Regions from separate parts of the Homo sapiens genome. Here region 1 is linked to region 2. A link is an interaction called in ENCODE POLR2A ChIA-PET data of the cell type or tissue named here. Cell type or tissue: PC-3. All regions are shown on one strand. Region 1 overlaps CLYBL (citramalyl-CoA lyase). Region 2 overlaps CLYBL-AS3 (CLYBL antisense RNA 3).

Evidence for each region. ChIA-PET counts read pairs that join two places held together with the same protein. Peaks named below come from ENCODE experiments on the same cell type or tissue, not always from the same donor. Only the 100,000 strongest peaks of a DNase experiment are listed, where the experiment ranks them.
Region 1: POLR2A ChIA-PET joins it to region 2 with 17 read pairs; 2 of 35 experiments call an interaction of 5 or more read pairs at or near these places.

What each region holds. Positions count from the first base shown.
Region 1 is chr13:99,815,846-99,818,345 of GRCh38, forward strand. All of the region lies in intron 2 of CLYBL (citramalyl-CoA lyase), which reads left to right. The region is part of intron 1 of CLYBL-AS3 (CLYBL antisense RNA 3); the gene reads right to left. Among named protein-coding and RNA genes, the nearest start is that of CLYBL-AS1, 88 kb to the left of the region's middle. RefSeq lists a silencer at 2,013-2,183. In PC-3, no CTCF peak of the experiment used is centred here; no DNase peak of the experiment used is centred here.
Region 2 is chr13:99,953,654-99,956,153 of GRCh38, forward strand. The region is part of intron 1 of CLYBL-AS3 (CLYBL antisense RNA 3); the gene reads right to left. Among named protein-coding and RNA genes, the nearest start is that of CLYBL-AS3, 2.3 kb to the right of the region's middle. In PC-3, no CTCF peak of the experiment used is centred here; no DNase peak of the experiment used is centred here; H3K27me3 peaks cover 1,391 bases.

The DNA of each region.
Region 1 (2,500 bases), 140 kb before region 2:
CAGCCTGGGTGACGGGGAGTGAGAGCCTGTCTCAAAAATAATAATAATTAACTAAAATTTAATTAAAAATTTTAAAATTTTTTGTTAAAGATCTATCAGCAGAGCAGCCTGGCTGCATTTTGTATAGGTACAGTTATCCATACTTCAATTGTTTCTGAATTCCAGTCAAACAACTTAACATAGTAATTATATTCGCAATGACTAACTTAGTATTTACCAAGTGCCCAAATGTTCAAGGCATTGCACTGGTTAGATTTGGCAGAGGACAGAGAAATATGAAATAGCAATTTTCTTTTTCACATTGTCCAGTCTAAGCTCTGGCTATAACTTCTATATTTGGCATAAACAACAGTCACCAGAGACCAATAAGACTTGGTCATTTGTTCTGATTTGAACTCATTTGTTTAACAAATGAGAAGATTTAACATCAAAATGCCAACCTTGGGACAGATATCTGTTTTCCAAGATGCTGAAGCTTACCACCAAATGATATTTTGATGTGCTATTTAGGATGTTTTTGCTTGAAACTGGCTCTCAATGACTGTGCCCTTACTTTTGCTGGTCAGGAGCACAGTGAAATTGCTCTGAAAACAAGCAAGTGTCTTAGAACCCCAAGAATGAGGCAGTAGCCTCGTAAAATGGGCCCTGCTATGACCTGAATGTATGTGTCACCCTCAAATTCATGTGTTGAAACCTCAATGTGATGGTATTTGGAAGTGGGGCCTTTGAGGAGTGATTAGGTCATGAGATGGAGCCCACATGAACTGGACTAGCGCCCATATGAAAGAGGCTCCTCAGAGCTCCCTTGCCCCTTGGGCCCTGGGTGGACACAGTGAGAAAGTTCCATCTATGAACCAGGAAGCAAGTCCTCACCAAACACCGAATTTGCCAGTGCCTTGATCTTGGACTTCCCAGCCTCCAGAACTGTGAGAAAGAAATTTTTATTGTTTATAAGCCACCCAGTCTATGGTATTTTGTTATAGAAGCCCACATGGACTAAGGCTCCCAAGAAGATAAATATGCCAACTGTTTTCTAGTGCCTTCAGGCTGGGGCTTCATGGAAGTGGTGGGGAGCCTGAACGTGCGCTGCGGATAGGGTTTTACTTCCTGCTACCCATCAACCATGGGATAATGCCTGACAAAGATGCGAATGACCCCGGAAATGTGAGTGAAGGCCATGTAATTATGTAGGCTTTCACTCCTTCTTTCTCAGCCGATTCAGCTCTTAGCCAGATTCTCTTGTTCCATCACCAGGTTTTATCCCTGCTAACTTTCTTTCCCCAGGAATGATTTTCATTGAGATCGTAGTGTGTTTCCTCAAAAGAAGACTAGATTGTAATTGGGTGTCCTTAGATGTAGAACAACTCTCCTGTTTAGATTTCAACATATATATCTTTAGCTTTAATGTGTGTATGAGAGAGAGAGAAAGGAGAGGAAAGGAGACGAGAGGAGAGGAGACGAAAGGAGAGGGGAGGAGAGTGGAGGAGAGGGAAAGTGATTAAGAGAGAGAAGATGTGAAAACTTAAGCACTGGCCGGGTGCAGTGGCTCACGCCTGTAATCCCAGCACTTTGGGAGGCCGAGGCGGGCGGATCACGAGGTCAGGAGATTGAGACCATCCTGGCTAACACGAAACCCCGTCTCTACTAAAAATACAAAAACTTAGCCGGGCGTGGTGGCAGGTGCCTGTAGTCCCAGCTACTCAGGAGGCTGAGGCAGGAGAATGGCGTGAACCCGGGAGGCAGAGCTTGCAGTGAGCAGAGACGGCGCCACTGCACTCCAGCCTGGGCAACAGAGCGAGACTCTGTCTCAAAAAAAAAAAAAAAAAAAGAAAAGAAAAAAGAAAAGCACTGAGCTAAAGTAAAGAAAAACCACTGGGCAGGACATGGTGGCTCATGCCTATAATCCTAGCACTTCGGGAGGCCAAGGCAGGAGGATTGCTTGAACCCAGGAGTTTAAGACCAGTCTCAGCAACATGGTGAAACCCCATATCTACAAAAAAATTTTAAAATTAGTCGGGCGTGGTGGCACACACCTCTAGTCTTAGCTACATGGGAGTCTGAGGCAGGAGGATCGCTTGAGCCTGGGAGGTCAAGGCTGCAGTAAGCTGTGATCACACCACTGCACTCAGCCTGGGTGACAGAGTGAGAACTTGTCTCAAAAGGAAGGAAGGAAGAGAAGGAAGGAAGGAAGGGAGGGAGGGAAGAAGTGACGGAAGAAGTGAGGGAAGGAGGAAGGGAGAAAAAAAAAAGGAAAGACCTGGATTCCAATTCTTGCCCTATTTCTGATCAGATATGAGAACTTATGTGGCAGAGATCAGTCAGCTGGTTACCAGAACCCATTTCCTCTTCCTCCTGGCACACAGATCTACTTCCACCCCTCCTCTGCAGTTATCTGTCACCTTAGGATTACACTTTGGCTGATAGCATGTGAGTAGAAAGGATGTTTACTACTTCTAGCTCCTGCCCACAAAACTTTTCACTCTCTGTGTTCTTTCTCCGT
Region 2 (2,500 bases):
AGTGGCAAGGACCCTGGAAGGGTCCCATACGCCCTGCATGGGGAGTTCTCCTGAAAGGGCACAAGGAACACAGCACGGGGCTCCCACTGATCCAAGGAGGACCTCAGGTGGGACTGCCAAGGAGCCTGCACCCCAATAAAGGCAGAATCAGAACAGAGCCTGATTAATAAACAGAACCTAGTCAGATATGACTTAAAAGCTATTAGGACTTGGATTGGGAAGAAAGAGGCATAATATGAATATCACTAAGAAAACTTCGCAGTCAGTATCCAGATTTTCTAAATCAACCACTTCAACAAATTCTCTGCCAGCTCATAAAATGTCTCCTGACGTGCCTTCCTTTCTCTAAACGATGCTATTTTATTAAATGGTGTAGGAGCTGGGAGAGAGGGGAGGAGTAGAGAGACAAGTCATGGGTGAATATTTCAATTTTATTTTCATTGTAGCTTTTCTCAGTCTTGCTTCCTTCAACACTGTCCTAAATTTGGCTAGGTCTGATAATTTCCAAGGTGGGATTTAGACATGCTATAATTGTGTGTGTGTGTGTGTGTGTGTGTGTGTGTGTGTGCACCTGTCTGATCAATATATATTTAACATGCACAAGTATTCTGTACACTGGAGCAGAAATGTGCACAACAGACTCAAAGGAGTATTTGTGTTTATCATGTTAGGCTCCCAGGTATTTTTAAGAAAATCATACTTGGCTTTATGCTTTAAGATTTCCTTTTCCTGGTAATTCTTCCTGAAGCCTGACCATTGTAACTTCTTCAGCACAGACTCACTGGGGATGGGGGAACAGGAGTATGCAAAGTTACAAACCACTTTTTATATTTTAAAAGGTGCTTCTCCCAGATTGTTGACCGGCTGGTTGATGGTCCTTATCCGGATCAATTTCCTGTTTTTCAGGCTGACCCAGACTCTCAGACCATGGCGGGGTGAGCAGCAGCTGGGCAGCTCAGGGAGCTCTGTCATGCTGGGGACGGGGGCTGAAGGGAAACCTTTTTTTTTTTTAGGCTGAGTCTTGCCCTATCGCCCAGGCTGGAGTGCAGTGGCACCATCTCCGCTCACTGCAACCTCCGCCTCCCTAGCTCAAACGATTCTTCTGCCTCAGCCTCCCAAGTAGCTGGAATGACAGGCGCACACCACCAGGCCCAGCTAATTTTTGTATAGTTTGTACAGATGGGGTTTCACCATGTTGCCCAAGCTGGTGCTGACCTCAAGCGATCCTCCCGCCTCAGCTTCCCAAAGGGCTGGGATTACAGGCGTGAGCCACCGCGCGAGGCCAAGAAAGCCTATTTTCAAACAGGATCCTAGCTGCTCCTGCCTCTCTCATCCTTGTGTCCTGCAAGCAAAGGATACCTAGGACCCTGGGGTAGAGGCCAAATGACCCGGGAGTCAACTTTGAGAAAAGGAGGCTAGGGAGAGGAACAGAATGGGTGTCTGATGGTGAGACCTGAGGAAAGGTGGAAGCAAGAAGACTGGGGGAGTGAGACAGCTGCAGGCTTAGGACACCCTCCTGAGAGCCCAGAGCACTGTGGCGGCGTTGGCTCCCCAGACTGGGGGCCTCAGGAGAGCTCGCGACAGGCTCCCCAGCAAGCTAAGCTCCCACTCCCGGGAGTACAACCGCCCTCGCGCAGGTGTACGCCCAGACACAGCCATAGCCAGCGGCCTCCAGGTCTGGGGCTGTCCAGAGAGGCCTGGGGGCCACACCCCAGCCCTCTGCCTCCCCACCCCCGCTCCAGGACGGACCCTGTCTCACCACAGGGCCACAGAACCCTCTTCAGTCCCACCAGAGAACAAACACTCCAGACACTGATTCGATCTGTACTGAAACCACTGGTTAGAAAATCCACAAGGCAACCACCGCCTTCGCACATTCCCTACCTGCAAGTATTGACCCCGATCAGCCAGGCCTGGCCGCCAGAACCAAGGTAGAAACTCAGGACCCGGTCCTCAGAAGCTCACAGCCCCAGGGAGTCTAAGAGACTGACCTCAAGGATCCCCAGGAGCCACTGTTTCTTCTGGAAGCCCTCTGGAGGAGCGTTTTTCCCCACGGCCTTTCCTCGCCTCACAGTTGTTCACACTCTCCTGCTCCTGGGGGAACCCAGGCCGGCTCATCAATGACCCCTCGCCTCCCCGCCCTCCTCCATTTCCTGAGCTGGGATAGCCCCAGAAGTTGAGCGTTTCCTATGCTGGAAGGACTTCCAGCTTGGAGCGGAAATCGGGGCCGGGGCAAGGACGCAGGGGCGTGTCGCCCACGTTTCTGGCCCGGCTAGCCGCAACTCCTTGGATGTAAACGAGATTTGGCCGGCGCTGCGGCGTGTGGGGAAAGATGATTACACTCGAAAGGAATCACGACTCCTTGCGGAGCCATTACTCGTGCCGCTCCGCACGCGCAGGTTCTGGCCCGGCTTTCAGCAACTCCCCGCTCCTCGCTAACCACTCGCTCGTAATTTGTGGGCCGCAGTGGAGCTGCGCCCGGGGCTGCAGCCCCCCAATT